Linked DNA regions of Mus musculus: all the other regions are linked to region 1. The links are chromatin contacts, found by Hi-C or POLR2A ChIA-PET in ENCODE. All regions are on one chromosome and are shown on one strand. Each heading gives the region's core, a stretch centred on a gene start or an enhancer-like site at or near the end of the contact. The rest is flanking DNA. Distances are from core to core; before and after follow the strand shown.

Region 1 (3,626 bases), core at 682-3,181:
CACCAGGTAATCTCTATAGCTCTTTCTTTTGGATGTTGATTATACTTGTGATTCAAACATAACCTCCGAGGTCCAAAGCACATCTTAAGGCCTCAAGATAATATTTAAATCATCCTCACTCTGAAACTCTCTACTTATGTAAGCTTTACTGTTTTTCCTAAAGGGATGCTTATGTTTCTAAGAAATTTATTGAACGTTAAAAAGTGCTATCAAGATATAATTTGTTCTGGGCATGGTAGTAGATGTTTATGCTCTAGAGGCAACATGATGGTGAGTTCTAGACTAGACTGGACTCAGTAAGACCCTGTCTAAAATATAAAACTGTGGGGGTAGTGTGGTACAGTTGGCAGCATGGTTGCCTAGCCTGCACAAAGGCCTGAGTTCAATTCCCAGCATCACATAAACTGGGCATTGTGTTTAATACACACAGAACTTGGGAAGTGGAGACAGGATCAGCTTAAGGTCAGCCCTAGCTGTCCAGGAAGCTCAAGGCTAGCCTAATCTAGAAAATCTAGACAGGGAAAGATATAATTTTTAAAGCACTGTCTTAGATATCCCCACTTTGTATAGTAAGATCTACACCCTAATCTTGAAATATTCCATATTCAAATGAATCCAGCTTAGAACTATTTACTCTAGTTTCTTCCATTAAAATATAAATAACAACTTTCTGGGTTTTTTTTTTTTTTTTTTTTGCTCATTGAGACAGGATCTAGCCATGCATAGTGCAGGCTAGCCTCAAAATGGAGGTAGCTCTGCCTCTAGCTATGCCAGGCTGGGGTGTGTATAGCCCATTGCCCCACACTTGGGTGAGAGGGATAGGCCATCAAGCTCAGGCATGACGTCTTTAAAACTGCTCTGTGAGACTTTTAACTCCCTTGTTGCTCTGAATTTTTTTTTTTCTGCTAAGTTTTTCATTCTGTGTCATTTTTTCCTGTCAATATCGGACACTTTGGAAGCAATGAGGAGCAATGGTACCTGGAATCCTAAAATAGACTTGAGTCCTGCACAGGGTCTGTGTTCTCCAACCCTAACCATCATAAATGTTCACTTTCATCACCACAGTGGGGGCCACTGTCACATTATAATGACCCAAAGTAAGCCTTTGGAAAAGAACTATTGCACTTAGAAAGAGGAAGCCAATTGTCAAAGAGAACTTAAAACATGAACACAAGCACTGGAGGGAAGCTGATGGCCCCTGTAACCTGAGATGGGGGTCTATAAACTCAGCTTCTCTGAGGAGAGGCTGAGGCAAGAGGCTCAAGATAGGTAAAACAGGCATGAGAGTGCCCACTAGGAATCCCAACACTTGTGTGACAGAGGCAGGGTTGTTTAGAGTTCCAGGCCAGCGTGGGCTACATAGTACAAATCTCTCTCAAAAACAAACCCAAGACTGTTCTGGTTGGTTTGTTTTGTTTTGTTTTGTTTTTTCCTTACAGTTGGAAACAATTTACATCTTGCCGAAAACATGTAACTGCAGAAAATGGGGCTCCATTTTGATTCTGAAACCCTGGGCTTTACTACCAAGATTTTCATAATTATCACTATAGATGCAAGTATGGCTTCTATAAATCAGTTAACTAGTCCTTTATCTCCGCCCCCCTCCCCCACCTTCCCGGTTTTATAGATTATGGGGGGAGGAGGTTGTGTTGGCTGCAAATCTGAAAAGCCTGCCAGTCACTTAACTTCCTTTGTTTCAAGGTCACGTGAGCACATTCCTAGCACAAGGTGGAAAGGTCGCCTGGGCGGCCCGCGCCCACCTCCCAGGCCTGTTACTGGCTGGCCGATCCTCCACCCTTCTCAGGTCCCAGGAGGCGGGCGAGGGCTGCAGGCAGCGGCGGAGGTACCGCCGTGGTTAGGTCGCCGAGGTTAGGTGTACTCACCCCGCTCGCTCGCCCTGACCTGGAGCCGGCGGCGCGCACGGGGCGGAGCGGGGAGGGACGGGGCGGGGCCGGGACCGCAGGAGCGACACGGCAGCGGAGGAGCTCTGCCCGCGCTGCGGTGAGCATGCGCAGTGGGGCTGCACGGTGACGTCCGGGCGAGACCTTCCTGCAACCCGGGCGCCAGCAGCCTTCACTTTCCCGGAGCCTAACCCGCTTGGTGCTCTCGGCCAGGCAGGGGCAACCCCGAGCCAGGGTATCTGCACTCCCTTCCCCACACGCAGTCATTCTAGACGCCTGGCTATAAACAGGGGACTCGTGACAAGTAGAGTGCGAGCCAGGATGAGGGCCGCGAGCATCCCCAAGAGCCTAGAGAGCAGTACCAGCTAAATGAGGTGGTCACTGCCACCCATTTAAGGCTGGGGCGAGAAGTTAGGAATTCGAATGCTAGTAACTGTATCATTTGCAGCACAAAAATCAGAAAATACCAATCAGTAAAATGAAACCAAGAGGCAATGGTAGGGCCAAGGAAAATACCAGAAGATGTAGGAGTCTTAGGGGTTATGGGGACCGATAGAATATCTCAGGAAAAGCATGTCTGGTCCTTTAAACAGTACAGTATTTCTTAGAAAAGAAACAGGCAAAATGAAACTGCTGTCTTCAAATGTGAAAAGGGAAATTTTGGTCTTGAGCAAGTAGTGTAAGATTACCATGTTAAGTAGCTAATAAATTCCTGGGACTCTAGGTAATGGTTTTGCAATTTCCTGTAAGTCCATATTGTTTCGAAATAAAAGGTTAACAGTGTGTGTGTGTATGTGTTCTGAGTTTGTTTTATAATTGGACAGAACATAGATCTGTAGTGACCACTGGCAAAAGATGGGGAAGGGGCTAACTTTAAAAGGGGCTTAGAAGTTAGAAGGATGGTAGAAGGATGGTAGTTTCTGATTGTTGGTTTTATTGATGATTAAACCACTATTTTGTTTGTCAAAACAAAAACCAAAAAAAGTGACATTTTGCCACACACAAAATAGTTTTAAAACAGTTTTGTAAAAATGAACTTTAACTTTTTTGAGCAACTATTAATTAATTGGTAGCACCTAATTTAATTTATTTTTTAATTAGAAGGAATCTGTAGCCTAGGCTAGCCTGGAACTGTAAATACTTCTACATCTAAGTGTTAGGATTAAAGCTTGGAACATCTTAACCTGCTTCTATTTGACGTGTTAGTTTGTTTTGAAGGATAAGAAGTTATTTGTAGGGTATGGCAGCTCATGCTTATAACCCCAGCACTCAGTGAAGTAATAGGGGGTGGTGGCAAGAGGAATTCAAGGCCAATCTGGGCTATAGAGGAAATTCTAGAGCAGCCAAGTCTGCTTTATTATTTTCTAAAAATAAAGTAAAAATTACCAAAAAAAAAAAAAACCTGCCCATGTAAAAATAAGAATCATTAATTTACCATACTATTGTACTCAAAATTTTAGAATACGTACCACAAATTATACCACATTAGCTTAAGCCCGGCATTCTATACCAGAGCCAGTTTCAAATGACATGATTCACCTATGGTAGACAAAAAAATAGGATGTAAGTCACGTCACCTCAGTGCATTTCCCTGTACCACGGTTCTAGTCGGTGTTTGCACACAGCATGGTAAAGTTCCTGAGGGCGTGGTTTCTAGCATCCTTAGATTCATATAAGACTCCAAATGAGTAGTCATTGAATAAAACAATGAAGCAATCACAAAAT
Region 2 (3,626 bases), core at 715-3,214, 240 kb after region 1:
ATGTTTCAAGCACCAAATCCCTGCAGATTATTAGAACCAGAAGGGAGGACATGTACGTCGTGTAGCTCAGCCACCATTGTGGGTCATTTAAAACAGAAAATAAAATTACAGTTTGAAATGGCAAATTATTTCTCTTTGGAATTAATCTAGTTAAGCCAATGTCACCTTGTATACTTTCTTTATACTCACTTCTTTTACTGGCGTAATTATTGTCTATTCTATAGAAATGTATATTTTTAAAAGCCATGCCTGCCCTCCATTATTTTTGTCATGCTCATGCCTCCTCCATTGGACTGTTTCTTCTATTCTTTTTCCCTCTTTTTATAGTTTACTTTCCACCTTCATTTCCCTCAAAAACAGTGGAAGTCCGTCCTCTTTATTTCCCCCAGTCTTTGATTGATGCTCAGTTGCCAGCCCGTTTTGATTCTCTCCCTCTGTCTCACTCACTGCCCTTCTTTAACCTTCTGCTGTTTTATTTCTGTCACTTGCTATCAGAACCCACAAACTCCATTTCTTTCCTTTCCATCTATCTCTGCATCTCCATATGCATTTTTATGATCCTACTGCTAAATGCTTAAAGCTGTGTGCAATAGAAAGGTATGCTTCCTCATTTGAATGTTATTTCCTTTCCTTAGCATAACCGTTACTCCTCTATTCATGCTTTTCTGAGGTCTCCATGTCCTACCCCAATGGCACCTCTCTTCCCCTGTCACCTCCCATTTGAAGCTCATCTCTTCTCTCAACCGGATTTCTACTCTGTCTGATTTTACAGCCAAGGATCTTTAACAAAATAAAGGATGGAGTCTATCAGAAACCAGGTTGCGTGTGTCTTGAGAAACTTTTGCGCATTCACTGAAATGAGATTAGGGACTTGGATCCAAAAATATTCTCCGGGAGTTTTCAGCTTGGGCACAGCTTTGCACATCTTGGGCTCTGCGGCCTATTCTGCTGGGCAAATACAGGGATGTCTTTCAGGGCCTTCTCTGAATCTTTCCAGTCCAAGGGTCAAATTGAAATGACATTGCCCATCCAAACTATAAAAGCAGGCCGAGTAGAGAATGCCTGGGCCCCTGGTCTGCTGCAGGTCTGTGCAGAGTACTGGGGAGGTAGGGACCCAGGCCTTGGGCCACTGCGGTCCCACGAGTCGGTCTCTTGACCTCTTTGGGAAGGGGAGGGGGTGTAGTCCCCTCTTAGACAGGAGGCAGACGCCAGGGAGGGTGGTCCTTTGGGATTCAGGGCTTGACTTCAGAGCCGGCGACAGCACCTCAGCGGGCGCCCCAATGGGAGGCACGGTGCCTCCCAGGGAGAGACAGAGGTTCGCTCAGTCCTTGAGCCAGAAGGTCGAGGGTTCAGAGCGGGCGTCCCCGGCCTGCTGGCCCTCCGGGAACGGGATTGGGGCGACACCCCAGACAGGAGGGATGAGATCAACCGCGGGTACGGACCCGGGGTGCCTGGCCGGAGAGGAGCGGGAGAGGAGGTTGGCGGGACCCCGGCGCCGGGTCCGCGGGTCCGCCTGTGGACTCGCCGGGCGCCCCGAAGTCTGGGGCCGCCGCGACTCCCGTTCCGCAGTCGCTGCCAGGCACTCCAGGCCGCACTTTCCCCTCCTCCCCGCGCCTTCTCTCCAGTGAGGAGCCGGGCGCGGGCGGCGCGGGGGGCGGGGCGGCGGCGGAGGGAACAGCCAGTTGTTTAAAATCCTTCTAGAGCAGTTTCTAATTCCCCCCTAGCGCCCGGGTTCGGAGGGGGAGGGGGGAAGGAGAGCGGGAGGGGGAGCGCGGCGGAGAGGGAAGGAGGGAGGGAGGGAGGGAGCGGGAGAGGGAGGGAGGGAGGGAGGAGACTGCCGCTTAGGCCGAGCCGCCGCCGCGCGCTCCGGCAGGCCGGAGGGAGGGGAGGCCTGTCAGTCTCGCGCGTTGCCAGGGCGAGGAGGGCGGAGCTCTGGCGTGGGGCGGCCAATGGTGGGGGTGGCTGCGTGGGTCGCCATGGGGACGGGGCTGTTCCCGGGGAGGCTGTGATGGGTTGACAGGTGCGTGACAGTGGGAGCTGCTCTCGGCACAAGCATGTACGGCAAAGGCAAGAGTAACAGCAGCGCCGTCCCGTCCGACAGCCAGGCCCGGGAGAAGTGAGTGTCTCCGCGCCGCAGCCACCTCCGCCTTCGCACGCGCGCACACTCGCGCACGCACTCGCACTCTCCGGGAACCGCAGCCACACGGCCGCCCCGCCGCGGGGGAGCCGGGGGTGGGCTGCAGGGGGAGGCGCGGGGCGGGGGCGCGCGGCTCCGGGGAGCGGCCGCCTGCCTCCACGGGGGAGCCCCCCGGGTGGGTGGCCGCGGGCAGCGGGCGGCGGGAGGGACGCGCGTGGCGGGGGGACGGCGGCGGCGGGGATGGAAACTTGTTTGGGTGGTTGAGGGGAACCACCCGCGGCTTCACCTCCTCGCAAAGTAACTTTGGAGCTGTGGTCCAGGACGGCCGGGCCGCGGCGCGCGGCGGGCCTGGGGGGCGCGGGCTGCGGGGCGGCCGGGGTCCGGCGGGGCCGCGGCGGGGGCCCGCGAGCGTGGAGAGGGGAGAGGACGGCGGGCCGGGCGGGCGGAAGCGGGGCCCCGCGGGGCGCGGAGGGCAAGTGCGGGCGTGGGCCGGGCGGGCGGGCGGGCGCAGAGACGCGGGTCCGCGGGTTCTCCCGGCGCAGGCCGAGCTGGCTGGCGGGCGGGTCCGGGGCGGCGGGGGAAGTTTGGGAGTGGGAGCGCCGAGTTCCCGGAGGGAGAGTGTGTGCTGGCCCGCGCGGGGTCGGTCGCGAGAGCTTGGCGCTCCTGCCTCCCGCCGCACACCGGCTCGGCGGCGGCCCCAGAACTTTTTGAGACTTGCGGTGTCCCCGGGGGTTGGTGGCCGCGGGCGCGGAGGGCAGGTCCCGTGGGCCGTGGCGGCGCCGCGAGGAGGGCTGCCCGCGGTGTGGACCCGACGCGGGTCGGCGTGGGGGCTGCGGCAGAGATGCTGGGCACAAGCCGCTCCGCTGGGTCGTGGGGGATACAGGTGGTAACTTCGGTGGGAACCCGGAGGACGTTGGGGAGCCGAGGTGCCACGGTCGCGGCACGCTGCGGAGCAGGCTAGTTGGCTGCTATTCTTGTGTACTTGTAACGGCGATTTGGTTGTTACTAAAATGAGAGCGAATAGTGACTCTGACACCGAGGAAGAACCCTCCCCCCCCCCCTTTTTCCTATGTGCAGATGTTCAGACTGATTCCCTGTACTGGGTCTGCTGGGGGCGGGGGGGGGGCGTCAAGCTTATCCTTGTCATTGAACATACTGTCTTGCTGAGGGGACTCAGGCTGGGGGAGAGCAAGTCCTTCTCAGAGGTACTCTGGGTCTCTTGCATACAAAAACAGCTTGGTAAATAAAAAAATCCAAATGTGTAGGCTACGGAGTTTACCCCCCTTGCTTAGGCAGTTAGTCATACCCTTGAAAGTTTGTTGTGCCCCAGGGAGGGGAACATGTTCTAATCTTTGTGTTGGCAGCAATACACACACAATTCCCATAGGGTTTAGAGGTGGCAGGCCCTGATGTAGGAAAACAAAACACAACAACAACAACAACAACAACAACATTAATGGAGAGATGTTTTTGATTCCTTCACCCCTGG
Region 3 (3,626 bases), core at 572-3,071, 130 kb before region 1:
TGGAAATGAACAATTTTCATTCTCTCAGTTCTATACTACCCTTTCATTCCCCCAAAGGCATTATTTGATAAAATCCCAGCATGGAAGGGAGAAAGAAAAGTTCCATGCATACCCGAGGAGCTACTGGTACCTGATGGCTGCTGAGGGGGAGAAAGTCCTCCCAGAATAAAAGCAACTCCTATCACAGTTTCCAGTCATTCTCATCTTTACCTTCCCTTTCTGACCATCTGAAGCCCCAGGGCGCCTCCTCTACCACACAAGTTCTGTGGCCTCTAAACCTACAGCTGTTTGCCTCTAAAGACACCCTCCATTTATGCTGTTGCGTCCCAACTAGAATCTCCAGTTTGAGAAACCTTCCTTTCAACATTCACTTAGAATGTACCTTCTCTGTAATGGTGCTGATGTTTGAATTGGACTGTATTTTACTTTTACCATTCTTTCTTGCAAAGGACCTTTGCCTTTCTTTCTCTGTAACTAAATTAAAAATATTTTGGCGTACAGAGGTTGTGCAGTGCCCACCTTTTCCTCTGCATTATATTTATTATCAGTCTTAAAGTTCCATATTTAATGAAGGTTTACAGAAGCGAACTGCATAAATAAGGTCCCTTTACGTCTCCCTTTTAAAAAGCAACATATTTACACTTGAATCGACACAGTGAAAATATATAATCAATGGATGATTGGTTGTAGACATCGTTTTTAATGACGGGGAAGGAGGAAAATGTGATGCTTTATTAAGCTCTAATACTGTTGGGTGCTCCCTCTGCTGGCTTGCAGCAGCAATTCAAGAACAGGGAACTCAAACAGCACAAAGAAAGACACCCAGGTTGAGCTTCCTTGTACCCTGCACTTTCTGGGAACAGCCAGGCTAGGAACTCACCGTGAACTCATGCGGAAATTACCCACTTATAGGAAAAGGATTGTCTTTAAAAACTGTTTATAAAGAAAGAAAACTGACCTCACTGTTCTAATGATAATTTTTGTTTATGTTTTTGCTTTTTAACTAAACCACCAACTTTATGTAAAAACTCTTCTTATTTTAGAGTGAATTTTTTGAGCTATAGAACAGAATAAGGTCCTTTTGCTTTCTAATTCATGTTTATGTTTTAAAAGTCTGATCAGGAACATAAGGGGTTAAACTCTTCTTGTGTTTCTAAACAGAGTTATTCTGAGTACCCTGAAGGCATTTAATTCCAAAACAGGAAGCCACAGAGAGGAACACTTGGTTACACTAATGTTATGCAGATCTTTTGGAACATATTTTCCTAAACACTTGCTGAAAGAGCCTTTTCTATACAGCATGCCATCACACGAAGTTGGAGAAGGGTCCCCCACTTAGCACAGCACTAACTCTCAGACTGTTCTTTGTTACTTCCTTATGTCCTCCATTTCAGTTGTTTAAAATGGTTCTCTGCTTGATCACAGAAAAAAAAATTAAATAAAACAAGCTAGGGGCCAGGGAGTGATTGTTCACACCTGCAGCTATTCTGTACACACACACACACACACACACACACACACAAACTATGATGTTAGTTATGATGACTTTTTAAAAGATAACATAATAAGATTAACCTAAGATCAGTACAGACACCACTGTTAAAGATCAATGTCCTATTTTAAAACAAACAGCTGTTTGATAAGTTTTTACCTCTATTCTAAAACCTCCCTTGCCTAGCAGGCTAAAGGAGATCTCACCCTTGTAGCTGAAACAACAAAACACCACAGGCCAGTGGGTTTCTGTAGCTAAGAAGTGGGCAGGAGGGAACATCCTCTGTTACTGACACGGTGCTGCTGCGGCTGTCTCCAACACTGTGTGAGTGAGTATACAGCTGCCTACAATTCCCCGGCCAACCGGGTGAGGTACACTTTAAGTCCCTGAGGTGTGCCGTGGAAAAAGACCCCACACTGTGGTGAACAAGCGTCACAGCCACCTGACTGCATACACCATTTCAAGGCCATTTTAAAGAACAGCTCCCTTTCTCAGCCTCCTGGCTTATGTTCGGTTGTGTTTTAGAGAAAGCCAATGATCACTGAGCCATTATCCTTCTGTGCTGGAAATTAAGGCTTTGTGCACACTATCCATGAAGATGAAGTGCAGCAATATTAAAAGCACCAGGCTAGTCAGAAAAAGCCAGATAGGAAAAACAACGTGTACATTTGGCTCCGTTTCCGTAACTGTTTACCCCACTCTTTGCTTGTGTGGCGAGGGGATGTGCAAGAGTACAGCAGCCCTTTTAACCCTTCTGCGTATGGGGAAAACTGGTTTTCTTTAAGCGCTTTTGAGTGAACAAGAACAAGGGTATAGGGTATAATGGGTGCTGCTGTCATTCCTATACTAAAATTCTTGACATTTACCTCTGTAGATGCCCAGAGCAGAGAGACTGGCTAATGAGTGGGTGCTTCTCCCTCAGGTGAGGTGCCATGGGACCACAGCAGCCAGGCACAGAGTAGATGGCAGACGCAGGTCAGAGTAGAGTACAGAAGGTTATTAATTTCCAGACTCGCTGTCATCCAGCCTTGAAACTGCTGAGCTTGTATCTTTTGAGCAAGACTGTCCAATCCTGAGATTTAAATGTGGACTTTCAGCTCACAAATATGTCCTCTAGTGTTCAGAGGGCATCCTCACCGAAATCTACAGTTACATACATGACTATAGAAAAAACGTACAGCTCAGAAGATCTAACAGCGATTCTTTGCTATACAATGAGTCATTTCACTTTAAGTTATTCGGTGCTTTATTAATGAGGCAACAAGGTTCTGGAGCTACAAGTTAGCAGGCTTAGACAATATCCAAAAAGACATCTTGAAGTGTGCAAGAAAATTATTCAAAACATGATTTATTTTAATTTACCATCATATAAACGATGAATGAGCATAAAAACTTAAGATGTGGTTTGTTATAAAATGGAAATATAGTATTAAAAAACAGCTACACCTTGCTCATTCCTTATGGTAATTCAGTTGTCCAAGTAGTCAGTAATTATTATAGAGCAAACTACCAGTGAAATTCTGTGGAAAATCCATTGAGGCTCCACCTCTGATGATGTCATCACATGCAAATGCATGGTGGTGTCAAACACTGACTTTATTGGGTATTTGTTATAGCAGCTAGTTCTTTCCAGACTGATGCAACATAAATCAACGCAAGACAAATCTGCAGTACCATGCTTGTTTCAAAACACCTACAAGACCAATAAACACCAGACATTCGGAAACAAATATATCTTTAACTGGATACAGTGTTATATTCAGATGTCTTCCTCAAAATAATAGGTATTCTCTATGATTATGCAGCATAATCTTACATCGCTTTACCAAGGAAGTGACTTCTATATCCCCTTCAGACGGCAGATCTCTAAAGGTTCAGATCCTTCCATTCCCCTGAAAGTTAACTGAATACATCAGGTGTCTGAGCTCGGAGCTGCCCCCTCTGTCTTCCCTTCAGTTAATCCCAAGGTTACAGCCAAAGGAAGACTGACTTGTTGACTGTCCCTTGTTAGCTGGAGAGTCATAGTAGGTGAAAACCAGGCTTACATAAACTGCTTGAATAGAATAAAGAAAAACAAACGACACATGCTGACTTATGTATCATACTTATAACTGTGTACATTGTGATAAAAATT

Evidence for each region. Hi-C counts contacts between places; a loop is a spot of excess contacts on that map. ChIA-PET counts read pairs that join two places held with the same protein, here RNA polymerase II (POLR2A).
Region 2: a loop to region 1 is called in a map of left cerebral cortex, with 9 times the contacts of the local background. The contact joins the promoter of Ssbp2 here to the promoter of Atg10 in region 1. A Hi-C loop is called at or near these places in 16 of 37 maps with a recorded cell type or tissue (Patski, T-helper 1 cell, gastrocnemius and 4 more). POLR2A ChIA-PET finds 5 or more read pairs at or near these places in 2 of 5 experiments (Patski and embryonic stem cell).
Region 3: a map of left cerebral cortex shows a loop between it and region 1 (1.9-fold over the local background). The contact joins the enhancer-like site here to the promoter of Atg10 in region 1. A Hi-C loop is called at or near these places in 1 of 37 maps with a recorded cell type or tissue (left cerebral cortex). POLR2A ChIA-PET finds 5 or more read pairs at or near these places in 2 of 5 experiments (Patski and embryonic stem cell).

Annotation. Positions count from the first base shown.
Region 1 is chr13:91,222,056-91,225,681 of GRCm38, forward strand. Atg10 (autophagy related 10) reads right to left here and starts at 1,932. Exons shown (of 8, transcript NM_025770.3): 1 at 1,884-1,932.
Region 2 is chr13:91,459,133-91,462,758 of GRCm38, forward strand. It overlaps Ssbp2 (single-stranded DNA binding protein 2), which reads left to right and starts at 1,965. Exons shown (of 17, transcript NM_024272.4): 1 at 1,965-2,116. The coding sequence starts at 2,055.
Region 3 is chr13:91,092,567-91,096,192 of GRCm38, forward strand. The region is part of intron 3 of Atg10 (autophagy related 10); the gene reads right to left. Among named protein-coding and RNA genes, the nearest start is that of Atg10, 130 kb to the right of the region's middle. Within about 2 kb of position 1,822, at least 1 of the 3 ENCODE cell types and tissues checked has a DNase peak (open chromatin) inside an H3K27ac peak, as active enhancers do; it is left cerebral cortex, where a contact is called at or near this core.